Linked DNA regions of Homo sapiens: regions 1 and 3 are each linked to region 2. Evidence: read pairs that join two places in POLR2A ChIA-PET (ENCODE). Cell type or tissue: CD4-positive, alpha-beta T cell. All regions are shown on one strand.

Region 1 (8,000 bases), 72 kb after region 2:
GGGTGGTGAAGGGTGACAGGAATGACTGGGACGAGGCTCCCACTCTGTAGGGGCCTGTTATCCTTGGGGGTGGGGTGCTAGCTCGAGGAAACTTACTTATGCTTTATTTTGAGCACTTCCCATGCTGCAGGCCCTGGGATGGATGTAAGCTGTGTATCCTCGGGTGGGTTGCTTTACCTCTCTGAGCTTGGATCCTCCATGTGGAATCCAAGGCATACGAGCCTTGTGGGGGTTCACGAAGATACACTGAGGCACTCAGCAAGTGCTCAGCAAGGGCCAGCCATTGTTTTGGGGGTGCAAAGCCCAGTGCAGTATCCTGGCTTGGGGGACTGTGGTGTGTGGTGGGGTGGGCAAGGATAGAATGCTGGGTGCACCATTCGCCTGCAGCATTCTGGTCTCATCTGCAAAATGGAGGTGCTGGGGGAGCCCCACAGAGGAGGTGTGGGGAATACTGGAGAGCCCTGGGAAGCTTCTCTTCCTTTTCTTCCAGAGGAGCCCTGGGTCAGAGTGGACCACTGTGTTGGTGTCTGTGGTGGATTTGACAGTGGGGCTTGAAAGTACAGGTCAGGAAGCCAGGTAGTTCGCTCCACATATTTTCCTGAGAACGCATCTTGGCTTGCTTTAGGTACTTTTCAGTCCCCTGATCATCTGGGCAGAAGAGGAGTCTGAAGGCTCGAGTTCCTGCGCCAGCCTCATCCTTGGGCTGTGCGACCTCAGGAAGCCCTTTCTGCATGCTGGGCAGCCTTCGTTTTCCCATCTGTGCACCTGGGGGAGATGGCTCTGTGCTAAGGTGACTTATTGGTGGAAGGAGCAAGGGCAGGCTGGCTGGACCTGCCTTGTTGCCTGGATGGCCTTGGGTAGACGCGCTTTGTTCCTGAGCCTTGGCTTCTGCACTTGGGAGCTGAGGTAAGATGGGATCGTGGTAAGGACTGACCAAGGTCCTACTGGTCGGGTGCCCGTGGTTCAGGCCTGTCTGCATCCTCGGGGGTTGCTATTATCGAAGGCCGTCTGCTCCACGGTTGAGACTGCTTTTGAGCCAAGTCATCCAAGCCTGGGTCCCAGCTCCTTCACTTCCTGTAGGACCAGCCACGCAACCTGGTTGAATCTCACCTTTCTCCCCTGAGTGACAGGGAAAATATTAGCTTCCTCTGGGGGCCATTTTGCAGACAAGGCCTTTCACACCGAAGGACAGATTCAGAGAAGTTAAGCACCTTCCCCAGGGTTGCCCAGCTAATAACTGCCGAGTCATAGCTGGTTGGGAATAGAACCCCATAGTGTTCAGTCCTTTGTTCAAGGTGCATGGGCAACACTGGATGGGGTTCTGGGTGCCCCACAGGGCAGAAGCCGAGAAGGACAGAGCTCTGGCCATGCCTACAGGCATCTTCCTGGCCCTGCCACCCCCTAGGGATGTTGTCCAGGAGCACTGGCTCCTTGGCGGGCCCATCTTACCAGAACTGGGTGTGTTCTGTAAGCCAGTGCAGTCCGGGGAAGGCCTTGGCGGTTTGCTGACTGTGACTTCTGCTGCTGGGGGACAGTCCGGGGCCAGCAGCACTTGCTCTGTGCTGGGGCTGTGAGGAGGGAGGACAGGTGTCCAGGTGGTCGCCCTGTCACCTGCCCTGAGCTTCCTGATATTTCGTCTTCTCCATCATGTTTGGGAGAATTCATGTGTGGGGTCATGCACGTTTCTCACGACATTCCCATTCCTTGCAAAATCACTGAATTTGCCATTTGCTTTGGGCCCATATTGTCTGGCAGAAACCATTGAAACCCCCAGTACCCCCATTCATATTGACAAGCATTGGGGCCAATAAAATGGCCGGATCTCATTGGCTGGAGCACTGCTTTGGGATGGCTGCAGAGAAGGGGGAGAAATAAAATCCTTCAGATTGGTCAGCCTGCTTTTCAAACAGGAGTCTACAAACGCATTTTAGATTTGGGGTTTTAAAAAGACAGATCCCTTCTGAAATTTGGCCAGAAATGATTTGAAACAAAATGATCACAGACTTGATGAAAAAGAGGTGCTATCAAACCCTCTTCATGGTCTGGACCAGAACTTCTGTTGGCAGTGGGGTTCGTTAGTGTGTGTGTTTGGCTGTTGGTTTCTCTATTTAGTTGCATGTATTCTTATTATCTTAGATTTGGCTTTAATCATTTATTTCATTTTTTTAGAAGGGAAACTTTTTTTTCTTTCTCCAGAAAAAAGAGGTAAGAGGATTGGGAGGAGGGTCTCTCCTCTGCAGCCGGAATCCGAGTTCTCCGGCATGTTGTACCAAGTTGATGGCTATTATTCCCCCAGAAAATAATGTCCCCTTTTTTTTTTAAACTTCCTTTTAACATTCTGCCCTTGGCATCTGTTCTAGGCATTGTGGACGAACGTAGACTGTGTTCTGACAATGGGTTAAAGCAAGCACTTATTGAAAAGCATTCTCTACTTAATTACATTTCCTTCTTCTGGAAGCTATTTTAATTTTTTTTATAATCACATGTTAATTGTGTATTAGCGGGGCCTTTCTGATTAGTTGAAAACATAATGAAACCTTTGTAAACAACATAGGGAGAAAGAAAGAGGAGTGTGCGAACAGACAGTGGTGATGAGCCAGTTGTAAGAGGCCGAAATCACTACGTTTCTTGATGCCAGGGAGGGGCTGAAATTGTACCTGGAAGGCCCCTTTTGAATGACGACTACTTGGTGGCAGTGGCTGACCACGGTGGCTGATCAGTGACAGAGAGGGGTTTGGGGATTTGTTCATGAGCGGTCCCATCTCATCTTAGCCCCTCTTAGCCCCATCCTGCTGTCTTGCACTCACTTATTCACTCATTCATTCATTCACTTATTCACTTATTCACTAATTTACTCATTCATTCATTCACTCTTTTATCCATTCATTCACTCATTCATTCATTCATTCATTCATTCACTCATTTACATTTTGATCATTAAATAGCATTCTCTATTGAGCACTGACCAGAGGCAGGACTCTTCCATGCACGCTCTGGAATCTTTCCACATCCTCAATACAGGTGTCACTCGCATTTATGGATAAGGAACTTGGAGCTCAGAGTTGAGCTCACTCATTCATGTTCAGCCAAGGCTAGGAAGCAGGAGAATCAGATCTTTCTGGCCCACAGCCCCAGCCCCAGTGTGGTTCCCAAGTTGCCATGTCCCTTCCCATCCAAACTTCAGCCGGTCTGGTACACCTGGTACCTGGCAGGACAGCAGGAGGGTAGAGGAGGCAGCGGGGCTGGGCCTGGGTGTGTGTGGCGAGGACGAGGTGAAAGGTAGCGCGCTGTGGTCTCCAGAACGTGCCGGCATTGTTTTATTTTCTGCCTTCTAACGAGAGCCACGTTTCTTGATTGAAAGCACCAGCCCCAGTTTACAGTCCCTATTGTGGCGAGCGGGGCCCCGAAAGCCCTGCTCTGTTCCCCATTTAAAGGGCTGGGCTTACAGGGGTTTTGCAGTTCCCAGGCTGTTATTAGGGAAGCGTGGCTGGGGCGCTTAAAATGAAAGTGCTACTGTATGCGAGAGCCAGGTTCACCGTGTGCGCTCCAAGGAAACGCTGCCAAGACAGTATTATGAACAGCCGCCAAGCAAAACACACGCATTCCGTCCAGTGGAGCCAGCACTGCTGCAAATAGAGGAAAAATTGACTTTCTGATTTGGAGTGTTTCTACAACTAAGAAGAATCACTCCAGTGATTGTTCTAAAAATATTCCGGAGCTAGCACGTTCTTGAAGGCCTCGGGATTCTGAGCGTCCCTTAATTGTACTTTTTATGTAATCTCTCTGGATCGTGTTTTTTAAAAAAATCACTTAAGCTTGCGTGGTCATCCTCCTCCCCCCGTCACCCCACATAAGTGTTGATGCTGCGTGAAAGAGTGGCATACGCAGCAGAAATTGTATTTTTATCTCTTTGACTTCAGGAAGTATATATTTGTTTTTCATCTCCTGCAGCCGCTGTTGCAGGGCTCACAGCTGAGCCACCAAATCTAGGGCAGCCCCTGACATCCCTGCCTTAGTGGCCAAGCCCAGCTCTGGAGGGAAGTCACTCGGAGCATTTTTTTTTTTTTGGTGGAGGGCTGCGGGCAGGGGGGTGCTGACAAATGCAGTCCCCCTGCCCCCTCTGCCATTTCAGGCTGCCTTCCCCCTTCACGAGGCTCGGAGCTCCCTAGGAGCCCCAGATTCTCAGCTCCAGGCAACTCTGGAATTCAAATGATTTCTACAATGATGAAATTGACTGGGATTCCACAGTTTCTTTATTGCCAGAGAAGTAGATGGTGTGGGCCCCTCCTCTTCTCTCTGTCTTTTCAATTCTCTCCACCTCTTTCTCCCTTTCCCACTCTCTTCCTGACTCCCCACTTTCTCTTTCAGTCTATTTTTTTTTTTTTAGATTTAGGTGCGGTCCCCACAAGGAAGCCAGTGTTTAAGTTGACGGGTGTGGCCCAGGGCTGCCCACTTTTGGGACAGTTGCTATGTGGACTGGCTCATCCTTTGTTGGGGAGATGTCCTGTGCATCGTAGATGTGCAGTGGCATCCCTGGCCTCTCCCCACTAGATGCCAGTAGCACCCCAAAGCCCAAGCCCCTTCAGTCTTGACAATCACAAATATCTCCAAATATTGCCGCAGGTTTCCTGGAGGGGCAAAACAACCCTCAGTTGAGAACCACTGTCCTAGGCTGTTTTTTTCTAACTGACAACAACCTGGAAAAGGCCTGGGGGAATATTAGTATCTATTTTGAGGTTCAAGAATAACCAATAATAAAAGAGTGGAATCAAAGGCCTTCCTTGAAAATTGGGACTGAATTCCCATTGTTAGATTTTACCCCCAAAGCATATTTTAAAAAGAAGTAACAGGATGACCCTAATTTGAGGGTGACCCCCCCCGTGTGGCCGAAGCGGGCGGTGGGAGTGGAGGTGGTGAGCTGTCTGTCACAGTCGCACCTGTAGGAGTTGGAATGGCCAGGTAGGTCAGACATCTGTACCTTCAAACAGTCGAGCAGTTTTTCTCTGAAATATTTGCCATGCCGAGCTTTAGAACAATTCTTCTTTCTAGAATTAGCTTACTGATAGCCTTATTGGTGAATGGATGCTTTTGAGAAATTTGCCAGTGGTTTTGGCAGTGTGTGTTGGAACTTTCTCAGTTTTACTGCCCTTCCTCCCTCCTTTCCTTCCTTCCTCTTCCCTCCTTCCCTTAGAGATTTTTTTCCCCATTGTTAGGAATGGGACTTCACTAAAAAAACAAAACAAAACAAAGGCACAGACAAGTGCCTTTTTAAAAAAATTAGTATTTATTTATTTCTATTTGAGACGAAGTCTCGCTCTGTCGCCCAGGCTGGAGTGCAATGGTGCCATCTCGGCTCACTGCAACCTCCACTTCCCGGGTTCAAGCGATTCTCCTGCCTCAACCCCCAGGTAGCTGGGACTACAGGCGCATGCCACCACGCCTGGCTAGTTTTTTTGTATTTTTAGTAGAGACGGGGTTTCACTGTATTAGCCAAGATGGTCTTGATCTCCTGACCTCGTGATCTGCCCGCTTTGGCCTCCCAAAGTGCTGGGATTACAGGCGTGAGCCACCGCGCCTGGCCCAAGTGCCTTGTTTTAAAGACATATGCTGTAACTGTTTCTGTGAATCATGTTATGTGGCTTTAAGTGTTGGCTCATTATTGGGACACCCAGTAGGGTCGGGTGCCAGGTGTCATTGCATCCATCAGCAAAACCTGTCTTTGGGAAATCTAGAATTGGATTGTCAGCAGGTGCTGTGCTGGGCTTCTTGGAGTGCCTTGAGAGTGATTTCCTGGGCTCGGCCCACACCCCTGCTTCTGCGGGCCAGCCCAGCCAGCCTTGAGGTGCTCCTGCCACTTGGAATTCACAGAACTCCACCTCCCCTGGGCCTGGACCTCTAGGCTTCAATTCCCTAGTGCCCATAGTCCCCGATAAGGGTCATCTTGGGGGCCTTCTTGCTCCAGGTGCTCCCACACAGTGTGGGCAGCAGTTTCCCAGCCCTTCTCATCCCCCGCTCTACCTCGTGCACTCCCCTCTGGCTTTGTCATCAGCCTGGCCTCCTTCTGCCCCTTGGTGTGGATGATGCCTTTATCCTGCCCTCATGGGGTGGGGGGCAGTCCTGGGAGAACCAATGGGCACAGCTGCTGGGGCCGCAGGCTGGAGCCAGCGTTGTGATTGGATCCAGCTGCTGACCCAGTAGCCGCCATGCTGGGGTGTTGGTGTCTGGAGAGGGCCGTGTTAGGAGCGTGGGTGTAACTCCTTGTCGACATTAGTTTCTCTCCTGCACACTGTGTGTGTGGGTGTGCGTGTGTGCCCACGTGGACACACATCCCCCTGCATTTTATTGTGAACTTGCATGTGTGTGTGCATGTAGTGTGCGTGCAGCTTTTCTCTTCCATAACCGCCCATGGTGGCGTTCGGTGCATCTTAGAGTCCTCTGATGTTCTAGCGGCACCAGGCAGCTCGGCTGTGCATCCGGGCACCCGGAAACTTCGGTGGTGTCAGGCTGTGCCTGGCGAGATGACCACGTCCCGGCAGCCAGCAGCGGCTGGAGGAAGCTTGGCACGGTGGCAGAGGCAAAGCGCCGCAGAAGTGCCGCAGGTTTTTCATATGGAAATGTGAAATAATGGGGTGATTAAATAGAGCTGTATATTAAAGTACATCTGACATTAGAATTACCATAATGTGCTGTAGCCTTAGGCTGAGTACTTTATTTGCCATCTGCGTCGGCCCAAAATCCCCCGGGGAAGCGCTAAAATATTCTGAATAAACTCAGCTCGAGTTCTTATTGAGAGTAAAATACCATTTGTGGCACGTCGTATTGATTCGTCTTAATTGTGGTGCAGAAAAGAACATTCACTGGCTGATGACTTTTGTGCTCGGTGACAAGCTGGCTGGAGTTACTCTAGCACTGCAGTTGGTTAACCTGGGCCGACAGCAGACTCGGCCAGGCGGGCACCTGGGCTCCAGCCGCGGGAGCCGCAGCGCCACCCCCCGCCCCAAGCCGGTGGTACAGCTGGGGCTCCCCACCAGCCCCTGGCCCTCCTCCCGGGAGAGGGTTGGGGAGAAGGGAGCCCACTGTGGGGGGCAGAGGAAATTCACACCCTGCCCCTCAGACCTCTCCCTATGGCCAGCCTTGTCCTTCCCCAGAAAGACGAACTGACCTGCTGGGGACAGAGGCCACGGTTTCAGCCTCAGCCCTAGCCCCAGCCCCAGCCCCAGCCCCAGCCCCAGCCCCAGCCCCAGCCCCAGGCCAGCCATTGGTTGGAGAGATGTATTCTGCATATCGAAGGAAACAAAACTAACAAAAGAAAGGAAAAGAAAAAAGAAGGAAAAGAGCCTATCCACCCGGGCAAACCCAAGCTTGGTTAGTTACTGGTTAGTGGTTGTGGGACTGGGTAATGGTCTCTGAACCCCACTGGGGGGAAATTACTTGCAAAATGCATTAAAGATAAAAGAAAACACTTGGTGATCCAAACAGTGTTCCCCCCATTCATAAGGTCCAGTTTTTTACCCTATAATTGCCTATCATTATACACAATTTAAATATTCAAACATTCTCCACAAACCCTGGGCTAGCATGTTTTTATTACAAATTCAGAACAAGGGAATAACCTTTAACTTCAGAGACAAATGAGACAAATTTACAAGTGCATATCTGCTGTTTTCTTGTGCTTTATCAATCCCCGCAGACCGGAACACTTTTGCTCTAACGCCACTCAGAACAATATACATATATTACTACTTGTTTGTAGTGTGTCAGTAATGAGTCCCCTCTGCATTAGCTAACCTATATAACTCGGTATCGAGGCTCTCCATAACGTCAATTATCTCCTTGGAGCTAAACGTACACTCCATTAAAATGAGATTTACTGCTCTGCCATACTTCTTGGGGTGGAATGTCGAGATTTTTTGTGGATTTAAAGAAAGGAAAGATGGAGGCTTGCCTGGTGAAGGAAGTCTTGAATTATGGAGAGGGGAGACTTCCTGTCTCCAGGAGGA
Region 2 (8,000 bases):
GCGGTGCTCACAATTATCTTAACTCCCCAGGGTAGAGTATATCTCCAGTGGTCCACATGTCTTTCAGAATTGGGCCTCCGATAAATTTCATAAGACATAGCCCTCTTTTTTTTTTTTTGGTTAGTTGGTGGGGGGGGGGTGAAGTTCCTCTCCCTTCTGCACAGAAGGGAACCCCATATCATTAGAAGTGTGATATAAGTCAGCTGCTCTGATTCAATGGGAGAATAAAAACGTGTTCACCAAAGGTGTTATGCCAGGCTGATTTTATTCATTTGTAATTCACACCTGAGAGAAAACAGCCGTGAGCATATTTTAACAGCCCCTAATATTTTTAAAGGGTCTTTTTTCCCTACCTGAATGATATGATGTACATATGCATATTTCTTTTCTTTTCTTTTCTTTTCTTTTTTTTTGATGGGGAGGTTGCTATCTGCCTGTGCTTGGCCTTGGCGATTTTTTGTCTGGCCTTTGAAATATTTCATAACAGAAAACTAGGCATTTCTGAAGTGCTGGGGTGAATGCAGTTGCTTTTGTGAAGCCGGCCTTAGAGACATCGAGGCTGGGTTAGCTGGTTGGGTGTGTTGTGTCAGTGACCAGTGTGGAGGGCTAAGTGGGTCCTACTCAACCCAAGGGAAGCCCAACTTTGGGTGCATTTGAGAATAATTAGAATTGTGTCTCAGGTGAGACGGAAGCACAGAAAACAGTCGTTTACAGATACCAGTTTCTAGCGCCTTCTCAGAATGGAGTTCTTGGCACTGTCTTATAGCTTAGAACACGGCTTGCACCAGCCTTCACTTATCCCCTTTTCATCTCCTATCTCGATTGCTTTGCATTCTCTGTTGCTTGTTGTGATAAAATACTTTCCAAAATAAACTTTCAGTTGAATTGGCTTTTGGTTGATGGCAAGCTGAAACGCCGAGCCGCGCCTAGCGCCACTTGGCAGCTAGGGGGAGCTCGGTGCCCGTGTCATGGCTTGGCGCCTCCGCTACAATGGGCTAGGAACGGGCTTCCATCAGCAGCGGCGGCAGTTTACGTTGCTGCAAAATACCTTAAGTGTGAAGTTGTAATATTGATTTTCCAGCAGAGATTCGTGCAGGACAAAATGAGAATATAAGTTTGAGAAATCTATTTTCAAGCTATCGCCATTGATTTACAAGCCCTCACTTGGCAGATGGGGGCATTTTCTTTTTCTTTGATTTTCTTTCTTTCTTTTTTAACAATTAAAATTGTGAGTTTTGAATGGGTGTGTTTTCCCTGATTCGTCCGTGGTCTTGACGTTCTGAAAATTCTGCTGCGTTATTAAGGCGCTGGTGATCGGGCTGGGGAGGTCTGGGGAAGGCGTACTGCTCATTTCTGTCTTGCATGTCACAGACCCAGGGAACAGTCGAGAGTTGCTGCTTTTGGGAGTCGTGTACCTAAAACAGCTTGATGAATGGAAATCCTTTTAGCTCAAATTTTATGACACTTGGATTCTCAATTCCATTTATTAGGTAATGTTCCCACTGAACTAAGGGAAATAGCACCGTTCCCCAAAGATTTAAAATGCCGACTCAAATAACATGTAAAACTTTGTTTGGAAAGAGTATGTGATTGCTAGAGCCAGTCTTGATCACATCTTTCACCCCAAACAGTTGTCCTTTATGGATGGCTTTTAATGAGAGGATTTCTCCCCTAAACATGTAATCTAGTGATGGGGAATATATGTGCTTTTGATCATAGGATTTCTAGATTTATAATGTCTTCTTTCCCAAGTTGAAGAAATCTGCAGACTGCACCCTGAGTCTTATGCTAGAGTTCAATATATGAGCAGAAGAGGTTACCCTGCGACAGGAAAGAGTGCTTTATTCTAACCTGAAAGAGAAATAAATTAGGTCAGACAAAAGCCTAGCGCTGTCGTCAGCTGGAGAAAGAGCCTTCACTCTCCAGTACACAGGGCCAGCAATTTATCTGATGATTTCTCTACTTCATTTAATGTTTGAATCGAGCCAGTTGTAAGCATGTAGTGGCAGCGAGCTCACTGGACCACTCAGAGATGAAGAGGCACGGTGACCTCGAAGTCTTGGGCCGGACGGTGGTCTCTGAGCTGCAGAAAACCGTTAAAAATCAGTTTAGCAATCTCCAATCCTTTGCCTTAGAACTCAGGGGAGTTTCACAAGCTGTAACTAAACACAGATCATAGATAAGACAATGCAGGAAAAAATATATGGGGGAGGGAATGGGAGGGGGTCAGGTTCTTGTCCGTTGGAGACTCTCCTTCATCTCCCATGGCTTAAGGATGGACCTTCTGGCTGCCTGGTTAGGCCTCACCTTTAGCTGAAACTCTCCAAAGACTTTGGCCTCGAGGTTAATGTTGGCTTCACATCTGGGGAGGACAAGGAGAAAGTAAATGGTCTTTGGGGACTGTACCCTGCACCACATGGTTGAGTTATTGATACCGGCTGAGCATCTTTCTCTGAAGACGGTGTTAGCTGTAGATACACTTTTGTATTTATTAATGGGGAAGGGTACAGAAGACACTAGGAATGAATGTCTGTGTCATCCAGCTGCCGTGAGTATGCTTTGTCACTTTGCGGCACTCTTTTGACTCAGGCCATTTGGCCTGAGGTCCTGTGCGGCACTCTTTTGACTCAGGCCATTTGGCCTGAGGTCCTGTGTGCTCTGTCCTGTCCCTACTCCCTGATCCCACTCAGCTTCCTTCCGGTCCCAGGGAGCCAAATGTCAGGGAGATGTGCTCAGGCTCGGTCCCCCTCTTGCTCCATCCCTCCCCAAGAAACGCCGTGTGCTGACTGCCTCCCTTGAGCAAGTATGTTTCCCAGGGCGTGGGTAAAAAGTGCCGAGAGCAGGCTATTTGGAGACGCGTGGAAAGAGAAGGACACATTTCTTGCGTCTTCTGCACAAGCCAGTGAGGAGGGTGAGCAGAGCAGCCTTGTTTTTTGCTGGCAAAAGTGACACTAGATGGAGGCTTGATGAATGGTGCCACATTCACGGGATGTTGGTCCAGCATTTTGACATATGCTAGTCTTTTGTGCAGTTGCTGAAAATCAAGAAATTCATTCTTTTTTCTTTTTCTTGTGGCAGCTGATAATTTGCTTGGGTGTTGAATAGCCAGCCTGAGCTATTTTACTGTAATGAAATCCCAGACCACACAAAATTAAGTCACTTCAAAGTAAAAAAAGAAAAAAAAAATCCTCTCTTTTACATAACTTCTTTTTTATGGCCCCCTTCCACTTATTTTATTGAAATACAAATAAATACATTTGTGAAATGTTCTAATGAGTTTTCTACTAAAACAACACGCAGAAATGACTCAAGAAAAGTTGAGTGCCAATATTATTGTGATTAACATGTGCCTCAGAAATGGATGCACTGCTAAGAATTAAAAAAAAGGGGGGGGGCGGTGTCATGTTTAAATTCCTACCTTGGAAAAGAGATGTCGAAAGCACTCCTGCCCTTGCTATTTGCTGTTGGCCTCAGATAATCCAAACTCCTCCAGCTAAAGCCTTGAGGTCCAGTGTCCTGTGTGGAAGCCCTTCTTTTCTTCCGCACCTTTGAAAAAAGCATAATGTTAAATAAAAACAAATCTCTTCATTTGCCCACAAAGAGTGCTTTTTTATCACATCGTTAGGAGCCCGTTGTGGCTCTGAAGATTGAAGGCATTTGCAGTTTTATAGAACCTGCTAAATGTGTTGAGAAGGATTGCTATTGTGGTAAATCTTTTCCTTTTCTTTTTCTTTAAAGCGCCTATTTTATTTGTCAAGACTTTTATTTGTAACCTTTTAGTAATGGCTGAGACCTGTGAATATACCTGAGTATGTTTTCCTTATTCACTTGTTCTTTTTTCTGCTCTTGTGCTGGGGAGACCCAGGCTCCTGGGCTCAGTTTTTGGGGTTCTGGAGAGGTGTGTGCATTATTCTTTTTTCTGCTCTTGTGCTGGGGAGACCCAGACTCCTGGGCTCAGTTTTTGGGGTTCTGGAGAGGTGTGTGCAGTGGGGGAGAGAAGGCGGTTGGACTCCATAGAGCAACTGAGGATATTTTTCAGGGAGCTGCTTAAGCATCCTAAAATTAGGCTGGAGTCCTGCAAACAATCTGTACACAGGGAGACCCTCCCCAAACATTCGACTTTCCCGCCTGGAGTCTGTAGACCAGAAGGTATGGGAGTGAGCCTCTTCCTGCATCTAAAACCTCTTCACGGATCTGGAGTTTCCACCTCCTGGCCTGCAGGCCAGGCCCAAAGTTTCCGCTGCTGGCGGAGTCAGCGGGACCCTGGTCATTTTCCTGGGAAGCCCACACTGGGAAGCATGTTTTGCACCGGCCGCCTTCCCTTGCTCTCCCTCTCACATGTCAGAAACGGCGATCGAGGTGTGTGCCTCAGCTGAGGAGGGGCAGACAGGACCTCATGGGGTGGTGGCTGTGGTATGTATCTGTCCCTCCAGGGAGGCAGCCTTTGGAGGGTGTCAGGAGGGTGCAGAGCTGACCTGGAGCAGGCTGGACTCCTCTGACTGTCTGCTGAGAGGGTCGAGGGTCAGGACAGAGAGGTGTGATCTGGGTCTTGCTTCCTGCTTCAGACTCCGCCTGGCTGTGCCTTCCCAGGGTCCCCACCCCCAACTTGTGTCCTAATAACCCTTCGAGACCCCCTGTGGACATCCTCCTGACACCAGCCTCCCTCTTATCTCCATTTCCTTCTCTGCCAGGCACTTCATTATTCCCTCCGTTAGGGGAACTTCATAAAATCTCTTGTCGTGCCTTTAAGCGTCATCTAGTCATAGATTATTTTCTCCACCAAGAATTGATTCCTGCTCTCTCCCCCTCCACCCTTCTCCTCCCCCCTCCCTACGGTTGTTATTTTCTCTTGGATCCAATAAATTAAAAATGGATGGCAGCTCAGAAAGTGTTGTGCTCCGTCGAGTGTGCGTGTGGTGGCGTTTCCGTGTCGCCTGGAGTCCCAGCCCCTCCCCAAGTGTTCACGGAGAGGAGATGAAAAGATCTCTTCGTAGATTATGGGTAAGCATGGGCTCGCTGGCAAGAGCTCCCTCTTCGTAGGAAGCAGGTGTAAAGTCTCCAGTCGGATGCAGAGCTCGGGCGGATGGATGCTGAACATTTCTTGTAAACATGCGTACACATCATGATGGCGGTTGTGACGTTGGTGGCACACGATTTTAAGAGCCTGGGACCCATCCCCCCACATCCTTCCCTTTCCCACCCCCGTCATCACTGAAACAATAATTCTGTGTATGTTTCTCCTGGACTGTAGCTTAGCCATTAAAGATAAGAGAGTTGGATTTGAATTAATGCAGGGTAAGGAGGAGCAGCAGCCCACGTACTGTGTATGTAGCAATGCACATGTGTGTGTGCAGGCAGCCACGCACATGCCTGTGCTCTGGGGACAGCAGGCAGCAGACCTCTCGGCTGGAGTTCCCCTAAGGGCAGGTGCATGGGCAGTTGTTAGAGATGGGCCAGGGAGGGCGGGGTCCTTGGCACCCTGTGTGTGGGGGAGTCACTGGCCAGGTAAGGCCCTGCTGAAAGCTTGCAGCTGCTGGGGGCTTGTTGGCTGCTTGGCTGGGCCTGTGTTAACGATGTCTTTCCATTTCTTTCTTCTGACTCAAATTCCTTCCCAGCAAAGCCGAGGCATGGGGAAGTTTGTCTTGGGATCAAGTGCTTCCCCTTTCACTTAACAACGATGTCCATTATTATTTGTGATTGCTTCTAAATGCATTTACCAGCTGGGAGGAGGCCTGGCCTTGTAAATAAAATGTGGTTTTGTTGTAAAAGAAAATCTAACTCGTGTGTTTGTGTGTGTGTGTGTGTAAATACAGATTTGTCCCTGCACTTTAGGATTTAGCATTTCAGAATCCGCCTCAGCCCTCTGATATCTGCCTTTCGAACAAGTTGTCTGCTGCATCCATTCATTTTTCCTCTTAATGAGTCAAACATTTCAGCAATTGCTCTACTTTATTCGGCTCATAATATATTGAGAGCAGCAATATTCTGCAGGGCTGCCCGACACTTGGGGAGCTTTTCATGAAAGCAGAGATCATCTCAGAGGAAAACCTCATCTTGGCTTTATTTTTTTAAGGCCCGAGTTTGCTGGACAAGGCTGCATGAGGGGCTGGCCTGTAGGGTCTGGGAATTTGAAAGACTGTTTTCATTGGTCTTTTTCCTGGTGCTTTTTCGTCTCTGGGTGGCAGGTTGGACCACTCTGCCTGTTAGAACAGAGGCCTGGCTCTCTGAGGCTGTGCAGAGCCGGGAGACTCAGGTGTCCATAGGGCAGAGAAAGAGGGGTGTCACTTTGCCCTTCCCAGGGCTTGGCTTTCTCCTTTTATTTCTTCCATTATCGATACAGTTCTAAGGAGGGACACATGCACACATATGCAGGCACCCTACACGCCTAGCTTGGTATCTGCCTGCCAGCGGAAGTGAAACCACAGTCTTTGGGGGTGTCTACAAAGGCCTTGAACGTGAGCTTTCAGGCCCACTTGGTCCACTTACTCTGACCCAGAAATTTGGGGCTGGGGGTGACTCTGCTGCCTGATGTTGAGGGTGACCTTGCTACCTTCCTGGGAAGTGTCGCACACAGCAGGCCAAGGCACAGCGCCACAGCCTGGGTGGTGGGGAGAGGAAACCCCGTTCTTTGGAATCGGGTGAACACCCTGTCATCTCAGGGGTTTAACTTTCAACGCTGAAAGTGGGAGGGGAAGGAGATATTTTTTGTTTGTTTCTTTTCCTCCCAGACTCCCTTAGAGGCAGTGAGTTGGATCTCTGGTCTGGGACGTGGAGATCCCAGCTCAGAACTGAGCCCTGGAGGCCTGGATAATCCCGGGGCTGTCTCGGGGACGCCAACAGGGCCTGGCTCCCAGGTTGGTTGGCTGTTAGGACTTGACGCAGAAATCAGAGCTGCAGCACAGCAAACGGCTTTGGACACCTTCAAACTCAATTACGGGGGCTCGCAGGGCTGCTGCATGAGGAAAGTGAAAAGGCAGAGACTGCCAAAAAAAGGAAAGAATACCAGATGTTACCAAAAATAAAAAAATAAAAAAAAGAGGAGAGAAAGGAAAAAGTGCTGGTACATAGTCTTGGCAAAAGACGAAGCTGAGGAGGAGGGGTGCTTGCGAACAGGCACGTGTGACCTCTGCTAATTTTTAAATTCATCTGTGTTTCTTTTGAATTAGAAAATGAGTTTGAAATTATGTAGTTGAAAACCTCCTAGCAGAGAGGAGATATTTAGGCTTGCTAGAACTCCTACTCAGGAGGGCGGACGAGGCTGAAAAAGTTAATAAAAAAGCAAACAAAAAAGTAAACCGAAGATTAAATTAAAAAAACCAAGAAGACCTCTTCGCCCTCAGAAAGGACGGTCCAGCTGGCCATGTGGATTTGTCGTTGTACGTTTTTATCAAATCTTCCACTGATGCAGGAGTTTGCCAGGCCTGGACAGGGTGGTATTTAAAATAGTACCAGGTACCGCACCTCGCCCCTGTTTCCTTTGAATTCTCAATTTCATTATGTCCTTTTTTGCTTTTCAGCTCATTTCTTTTGTGCCTCTCTCTCTATTTTTTAACAAAACAATATTTTGACATCCTCCTCCCATTTATTAGAGCACCTTCTGTAAAAATGGCGCACAATACATCCTTATATTTCTAAAGAACTGTTTTTACAGTGCTCTCCTTTGGCTCTGAAATTATGTATATGTAATTGGTAATTAAAGGTGCGAGCTTTTCAATATAAACAGTATTGCTCAATGTTAGATCATTAAAGGGAAAAAGAGGCACCAAATAATTACCTTTTACATTCTGACAAACCGTTCACAGGAATCCAGTCTTCCCTAGAACCTCTGTTCGGTGGGAAGGTTGTGATTACATTTTAACCATAGCAAAGCATCTTTTCATAAAATAAATTGGTAAATTAATTACGTGGCATTGTCTTCAAACCCATTTTTAAGTAAACTCCTATTTCTTTCTAAAGTGTAATTAATGGTTTCTGGGACCGGCTTTGTGAGGACTGTTTCT
Region 3 (8,000 bases), 280 kb after region 2:
GGTGGGGCAAATCCTCGAGCTTGATGTGTAGGGAAGGGAGGGGGCCTGAATAATCCCTGAGGAGTAGTAGAATAGCAGATGGAACACTGAGAAGTTATTTCCTTGAGGATAGATTTCCACGATGGAAAGGAAATGAGAGGTTCTAAGAGGAGGGCTAGTGGCTTGTACTATAGCATAACCTGCCTTTGCTGGTGTGTGGCGATTAGGCCTGGTGGAACCGCCATCAATAAATCAAGTGTGATCAGGGTGAGGAACAGGAAAGAAGGAAATTTGGGGAAATGTGAATGTTAGGTGGATCAGAGAGATACAGTCATGGGGGTCAGGTGTGGTATCAGGAATAATGTGGGAGGCCAGATTGAAGTCTGGGCCAGGAACAATGGTAGTTGTGGGAGACTCAACAAGGAGTGAGTACAGCTGAAGGAGCCGGGAAGCAGAAAGTATATGCTTCAGGTATGAGGAAGAAAATAGATTTTGGAAGTTATGAGAACTGTAGAGAGTGAGTTGAGCACAGTTTGTGATTTTTGAGGGCCTCTAAAAGTATTAAAGCAGCGGCAGCTGCTGCACGCAGACATGAGGGCTAGGCTAAAACAGTAAGGTCAAGTTGTTTGGACAGAAAGGCTACAGGGTGTGGTCCTGGCTTTTGTGTAAGAATTCTGACCGCGCTAACCATGCCTAGGAAGGAAAGGAGTTGTTTTGTAGAAGGTGCTTGGGTTTGAGAGATCAGTTGGACACAATTGGCAGGGAGAGCACGTGTGTTTTTATGAGAATTATGCCGAGATAGGTAACAGATGAGGAAGAAATTTGGGCTTGATTGAAGTAATGGGGGCTGTCTGTGAAGCTTTGTGGCAGTACAGCCTAGGTAATTTGCTGAGCTTGATGGGTGTCAGGGTCAGTCCAAGTGAAAGTGAAGAGAGGCTGGGATTAAGGGTGCAAAGGAATAGTAAAGAAAGCATGTTTCAGATCCAGAACAGAATAATGGGTTGTAGAGGCAGGTATTGAGGATACGAGAGTATATGGGTTTGGCACCACGGGGTGGATAGGCAAAACAATTTGGTTGATAAGCCGCAGATCCTGAACTAAATTGTAAGGCTTGTCTGGTTTTAGGACAGGTAAAATGGGGGAATTGTAAGGAGAGTTTATAGGCTTTAAAAGGCCATGCTGTAGCAGGCAAGTGATAACAGGCTTTAATCTTTTTAAAGCATGCTGCGGGATGGGATATTGGCATTGAGTGGGGTAAGAGTGATTAGGTTTTAATGAGATGGTAAGGGGTGCATGATCGGTCGCCAAGGAGGGAGTAGAGGTATCTTATACTTGTGGGTTAAGGTGGGGGGATACAAGAGGAGGAAGCAAATGAGGCTTTGGATTAGGAAGAAGGGTGGCAATGAGATATAGCTGTAGTCTGGGAATAGTCAGGGAAGCAGATAATTTAGTTAAAGTGTCTCAGCCTAATAAGGGAACTGGGCAGGTGGGGATAACTAAAAAGGAGTGCTTAAAAGAGTATTGTCTAAGTTGGCACCAGAGTTGGGGAGTTTTAAGAGGTTTAGAAGCCTGGCCGTCAATACCCACAACAGTTATGGAGGCAAGGGAAACAGGCCCTTGAAAAGAAGGTAATGTGGAGTGAGAAGCCTCCGTATTGATTAAGAAGGGGACGGGCTTACCTTCCACTGTGAGAGTTACCCGAAGCTCGGCATCCGTGATGGTCTAGGGGGCTTCCGAGGCGATCGGGCAGCGTCAGTCTTCAGCCGCTAAGCCGAGAAGATCTGGGAAGGAGTCAGAGAGCCTTGGGCCAGAGTCCCAGGGGCTCTGGGAGTGGCTGCCAGGTGAGTTGAACAGTCCGATTTTCAGTGGGGTCCCACACAGATGGGACGCGGCTTAGGAGGAATCCTGGGCTGCGGGCATTCCTTGGCCCAGTGGCCAGATTTCCGGCACGTGTAGCAAGCTCCTGTGGGAGGAGGTTCTGGAGGAACGCCTGGCCGCTGCGGTTCAGGTGTTTGGAAGTTCTTGTGTGCTGGAGATGTGGCTGGGGTTTGTCTCATAGTGGAGGCAAGGAATTGCAACTTTTTTCTATTATTGTACACCTTGAAGGCGAGGTTAATTAAATCCTGTTGTGGGGTTTGAGGGCTGGAATTTAATTTTTGGAGTTTTAGTTAATGTTGAGAGCAGATTGGGTAATAAAATGTATTTTGAGAATAAGATGGCCTTTTGACCTTTTAGGGTCTAGGGCTGTAAAGCGTCTCAGGGTTGCTGCCAAACGAGCCATGAGCTGGGCTGGATTTTTATATTTGATGAAAAAGAGCCTAAACGCTTCTGATTTGGGGTAAAGAAAAAGGAGCATTAACCTTGACTATGCCTTTGGCTCCAGCCACCTTTTTAAGAGTAAATTGCTGGGCAGGAGGGGGAGGGCTAGTCATGGAACGAAACTGTAAGCCGGACCAGGTGTGAGGAGGGTAGGTGATAAAAAGATTATAGGGTGGAGGAGCAGAGGCTGAGGAAGAATTGGGACCTAGCTCGGCCTGGCGAGGAGCAGCCTGGGGAGGAAGGGAGAGGTCAGATGGGTCTGTAGAAAAGGAAGGTTAGAAAGACTCAGCGACACTTGGGGTTGGTACTGAGGGGACAGGCGGGAGGGAAAGAAGGAAGATTTGGGATGAATTGCACTGGGCACAGAGACTAGGAAGGGACTGATGTGTAAAAGAATGCCTGGACATCAGGCACCTCAGACCGTTTGCCTATTTTAGAAGAATTATTTAGATCTTGCAGTATGGAAAAATTCAAAGTGCCATTTTTTGGCTATTTGGAACTACTGTCGAGTTGTATTGGGGTCAAGCGGCATTGCAGAAGAAAATAAGGCATTTAGGTTTTAGGTCAGGTGTGAGTTGAAGAGGTTTTAAGTTTTTGAGAACACAGGCCAAGGGAGTAGAAGGAGGAATGGAGGGTGGAAGGTTCCCATAGTGAAGGAAGCAAGCCTAGAGAAAAGAGAGAGTAGAGAAATGGAGGGAAGGGGTTCGGGGGTTCTTACCTTCCAGAAAAGTGGGAAAAGGGGTTGGGGCACAGAGATAAGAGGTTGGGGCGTGGAAATAAGGGATGGGGCACAGAAATAAGAGGTCAGGGCACGGAAATAAGGGATTGGGGCACAGAGATAAGAGGTTGGGGCGTGGAAATAAGCGATTGGGTGGTTCTTGCCCCCTAGGAAAGCGGGACTTGCCGCTAAGGGTGAAGGAGAAGGGGTTGAGGGGTACTTGCCCCTGCCCCAGGAAAGCGGGACTTGCCGCTAAGGGTGAAGGACCAAGGCAGGCGTCCCTGCGTGGTCTGACACCCTTGAAACGTGAGTGTATAATCAGAGAGGCATCCCTGCAATGATTAAACACCAAGGGAAGGCTGCCTTCCCAGTCCGTGACCGGCGCCGGAGTTTTGGGTTCATGGATAAAATATGTCTCTTTTGTCTCTACCAGAAAATGAAAGGAATTGAAATTAAGAGAAGGGAGAGATTGAAGTGTGGCGCCAAGATTGAAAGGAGAAAGAGGTTGAGGGATAGTGAGGGAGGTTGGAGAAGAGAGTAAAAAGAGGCCACTTACCGGATTTGAAATTGGTGAGATGTTTCTTGGGCTGGTCGGTCTGAGGACCTGAGGTCATAGGTGGATCTTTCTCATGGAGCAAAGAGCAGGAGGACAGGGGATTGATCTCCCAAGGGAGGTCCCCCGATCCGAGTCACGGCACCAAATTTCATGCACGTCCCTGTGAAGAGACCACCAAACAGGCTTTGTGTGAGCAATAAAGCTTTTAATCACCTGGGTGCAGGCGGGCTGAGTCCGAAAAGAGAGTCAGCGAAGGGAGATAAGGGTGGGGCTGTTTTATAGGACTTGGGTAGGTAAAGGAAAATTACAGTCAAAGGGGGTTTGTTCTCTGGCGGGTAGGAGTGGGGGTCGCAAGGTGCTCAGTGGGCAGGAGTGGGGGTTGCAAGGTGCTCAGTGGGGGTGCTTTTTGAGCCAGGATGAGCCAGGAAAAGGACTTTCACAAGGTAATGTCATCAGTTAAGGCAAGGACCGGCCATTTACACTTCTTTTGTGGTGGAATGTCATCAGTTAAGGTGGGGCAGGGCATATTCACTTGTTTTGTGATTCTTTAGTTACTTCAGGCCATCTGGGCGTATACGTGCAGGTCACAGGCGATGCGATGGCTTGGCTTGGGCTCAGAGGCCTGACAGAGGAGACACTGGGAAATCTAGGGGGAAGGACATTTGAGCTGGGCTTCTGCAGGACAGCCAAGAGCTCACCAGATGGTGGAAGACAAGGTACTTGCTACCTATAGTTTCCCATGGCCTCTGCTCCAGGCTAGGCCCTACAAGGGAGGACCTCCCTAAAGTTTCAGTTTGGGGTTCTTATTTTAATTTGTGGTGCCTGTGATGCGGAGTTCTGAGGAGAAGACCTAAAGGAAATTGCTGTTTTGAGCCTGTTGGGCTGTGTCCCCAGTAGGTGCAGATGTTCTGATAAGGTGTGGTGATCGTGACCTCACAGAGCCGCTCTGCCAGGAGATAAGGGCAGATGAGTTGCAGAAAGAGCTTCCTGTCGTGGGCTGATTGGCTGGCGGGGTGGATCTGAAGCTGCGGCTGGGCCAGCCCTGCAGAGGCCGCTGACTGGGTCAGTGAAGTGCTGAGGCTGCACTTCTTGCTCTACCCTCCATGGCTGCATCTCTGGGTCACCTCGTCCATGGAGGACCCCTTTGAGACACGCGGGGGCAAAAGAGAGAACAGTGTTTTAGGGGATCCTTAGAGCTGGTTTCAGTCTTGCCTATGTTATTAGTTAGCTATGCGGTTGTAGCAAAGCCACCTTGCTACTCTGAGCATCCTTCCCCCATCTATAAAATGGAGTTATCAGTCCCAACTTCAAAGGACTATTGGTGGCGTTCAGCAGTCAGTGAACCCGAAGTTCCTACGAGGGCACCGGGTGTAGAATAGATGCTCAATCAAAGGTGGCTACACTTTGTGTCATCGCCCTATTCATCATGATTGTCCCATCACTCATTATCCTGGTCTGATTTTGGCTTCTGCTCTCTGGAGAATCTTTCTTGAGCTCTGTAGCCTTGCACCAAGCTCTGGGATTTCAGCTATAATCAGTCTTATATACAGTGCCCTGCCTGGAGCTTCCAGGCCAGGAGAAGAGACTGGGCTTAACAGTTGATCAACCCCATATGTCACGAGTAGGGTGAGCTCTGTGGAAGTAAAGTCTGTGGGTGGGGAAGTGGCCTATGGGGTCTCACCCAGACCAGCCAGAGATGTTCCACCAGGAGCCTTCAGCCTGGTAAGCAGCAGGGCAGGGGGTGTGACTCCAATCTGGATCTGCCTGACTCTGAAGACGTTGTGCTCTTTGATAGCTATGCAATGAGGTCACCATGCTCTAGGAACCAACATTTGTCCTATTTGGTGTCACCTCAGTCCTTTGGGTTCAGTCCTCAAAATAGGTAAACGTCAGAAGTCATCCCTTTCCTTTTTGGTTTGTCAAAATGCTGCAGGCTTTTTGCTCTTCCTCCCTCCCTCCCTCCTTCTTTCCTTCATTCCTTCTTTTCTTTCTTCTTTCGTTCCCTTTCTCCTTTCCTCCTTCCCTTTCTTCCCTTCCTCCCTCCCTTCCTATTGATGCGGCTTCACAATGTGAAACTGTGTCCCTGTGAGTACACGATCTGTACGTGTTGCTGGGGCACTGTACTTGAGCTCCGATATCATCCCTCCTCTGTGTGCACCATGAAAACCAGTTTGCTACCTGGAGGAGTCCAGACACCTCAAATGTCAAAGGAAGCTTCTCTTTCTGTTTCTGTCTCTTCCCTCTTCTGTGGGAGGGGCCACAGCTTGAGGAAAGGGCCCATTTTGGGGGCCAAGGAATTATTCAAGGGGGCCAGGGAATCAATTTTTACTCATCTACTAAGGAGCAGCTCCAGGACCGGCCCAGGACCCTGCTAGAAAGAACATTCCAATACAGGCTGACAGGCTGTAGAAATTAACGCGCAATACAATGAGGGGTCGTTATTCACATGGGTTGAGAACAATAACAAAAAATGCGGGAATATTAATTGATGTGCCATGTTCATAAAATGAAGAGGGGGGAGGAGAGCTTGAAATGATGGCGACAAAACAGTAAGAAGATGATTCCTAACGGGAAACATTAAACATACATACAGTGGCAGCGAATTGGATACGTTCGCAACAGATTTCCTGCTAACACAAATTGGCTGTTAGCCTCTTTACAGACAGCTGAGGGAAGCTGGCATCTTGGTTTGTACTAAGTGGAGAATTTTAACCGATTAGGGAATGTGGGGTGCTAAAAACCATCCTCCATCCCCCGATAGCTGATATATTATTTGGTAAAGTCTGAAAAAGCAAGCTAAGAAGACAGGTCTAAGTCCCTGACTTCTGGATTCCAATGTTCCTCTCATCTTCCTCTCTCAGGGCATACATGTGATTTCCCCTTCTGTAGCACTTCCTGTAAAAACTTACGTGTTTATTTATTTGGTGTGATGTCTGTCACTCCAGCTAAGCTGTAGACTACAGTGTTTTTGCCAAGACATTCTAGGAGTTGGGTGTTTCCTCTACCTTGGCACCTTTGAGATCTCCTGTTCTTTCTGAATGCTGCCTTGTAGCACTGTAGCCCGATCCCAGAAGAAACAATTCTGGTATTACATCTGGACCCAAGTCCTCGTTTTGCTCTCTGGCTACTCTCAATGTGACCTTGGGCAAGCCATTCCACCTCTCTGCATTTCAGATTCCTAGTCTGCATAATGGAGGTAAGAACTGGGTGAGATAGAGTGGCACAGGATATAGTAGAATCCAGGTTTCCTGACCCCATGCCAACACTCTGTTCCCCACAATTGAATGTTCTACACTGGTGGCTTCCAAACGGGGTAGATGTACATGCAGGGAGTTAACACTGAAGACAAGGAAAAAACACTAGAACTTTTATTTATGGTTAACTCAGCTCAGTATAAATAAAAACACATGCTTAACAATACATGTGTTTAATTTATAAAGAAGGGTATACGTAGGAAGTCCATGCTCGAACATTCCGTCTCTGCTTTGAAATAGCTCACAAACTATATCTAGATGACAGAAGCTCAGCAATTTAGGCGTCTACCACCTTTTGTTTTAACCACTCTAAGTGGAAATAATTTCCGCTTAGGCAGAGACAGTGGAATATGATGTAGCATTGTCTGTGAAATTCCGAGCTCCGGTTGGGAATATCAGCTTGTACCACTCTAAAATACTGTGTGACTTTTACATGGGGCTACTATTTTTCAGTGACACTAAATGGCCCCAGACTTCAGTTCCTTTTCAGGTTTCCTGTCTGCTTTTTGTAGTCGTTCTATCTCTTTCTCACGCTACTCCATAAAGGTAAGAGCCTAAGAGGAATTTTGGAGGATTTGGGATTCTGGGTTCAGGTTGGCCACTAGCTTACCAGGTAAGCTTGGGAAGATCCCTTCTCTTCCCCGAGTTCTGGGTTCCTGGTTTGTAAATGAGTGGATTGGTCCAGGTCATCACCTCTGGTCCCTTCTAGCCCAGTGATGCCGTCACACTGAAAGATGTTGGCCAGTATATCTTTCAGCATCCCTCCTCCCTCCCCCTCCCTGAAATCTATTGTGGATTGGAAAGAAGAAACATATACAAGAAGTTGCCTTAGGTCTTTATGCATGGAAAAAAAAAAGTAAATAAGCAAGATTATTACAAAAGAGCCAAAGTAAGATTTAAGAGAGAATTGGAGGGCCTTTCCCTGGGACAAGTACATGAAGGTTCATTTATACTTTTTTTTTCTTTTTTTTTTGAAACAGAGCCCCACTCTGTCACCCAGGCTGGAGTGCAGTGGTGAGATCTGGACTCACTGCAGCCTCCACCTCCTGAGTTCAAGAGATTCTCGTGCCTCAGCCTCCTAAGTAGCTGGGATTACAGGCGCCTGCCACCACACCCGTCTAATTTTTGTATTTTTAGTAGAGACGGGGTTTCATCATATTGACCAGGCTGGTCT

What was found. Peaks named below come from ENCODE experiments on the same cell type or tissue, not always from the same donor. Only the 100,000 strongest peaks of a DNase experiment are listed, where the experiment ranks them.
Region 1: POLR2A ChIA-PET joins it to region 2 with 14 read pairs; 9 of 35 experiments call an interaction of 5 or more read pairs at or near these places.
Region 3: POLR2A ChIA-PET joins it to region 2 with 10 read pairs; 3 of 35 experiments call an interaction of 5 or more read pairs at or near these places.

Annotation. Positions count from the first base shown.
Region 1 is chr14:99,187,788-99,195,787 of GRCh38, reverse strand. All of the region lies in intron 3 of BCL11B (BCL11 transcription factor B), which reads left to right. Among named protein-coding and RNA genes, the nearest start is that of BCL11B, 80 kb to the left of the region's middle. RefSeq lists an enhancer at 3,297-3,858. In CD4-positive, alpha-beta T cell, CTCF peaks have their summits at 4,538 (motif pointing right), 6,863 and 7,073; DNase peaks (open chromatin) are centred at 2,657, 3,977, 4,557, 6,937 and 3 weaker places; H3K4me3 peaks cover 5,745 bases; H3K27ac peaks cover 7,809 bases.
Region 2 is chr14:99,259,684-99,267,683 of GRCh38, reverse strand. All of the region lies in intron 1 of BCL11B (BCL11 transcription factor B), which reads left to right. Among named protein-coding and RNA genes, the nearest start is that of BCL11B, 8.5 kb to the left of the region's middle. In CD4-positive, alpha-beta T cell, CTCF peaks have their summits at 743 and 951; DNase peaks (open chromatin) are centred at 973, 1,873, 4,983, 6,423 and 3 weaker places; H3K4me3 peaks cover 8,000 bases; H3K27ac peaks cover 6,970 bases.
Region 3 is chr14:98,981,405-98,989,404 of GRCh38, reverse strand. No RefSeq gene overlaps it. Among named protein-coding and RNA genes, the nearest start is that of LINC02914, 270 kb to the right of the region's middle. RefSeq lists an enhancer at 3,884-4,502. In CD4-positive, alpha-beta T cell, no CTCF peak of the experiment used is centred here; a DNase peak (open chromatin) is centred at 4,524; H3K4me3 peaks cover 976 bases; H3K27ac peaks cover 1,768 bases.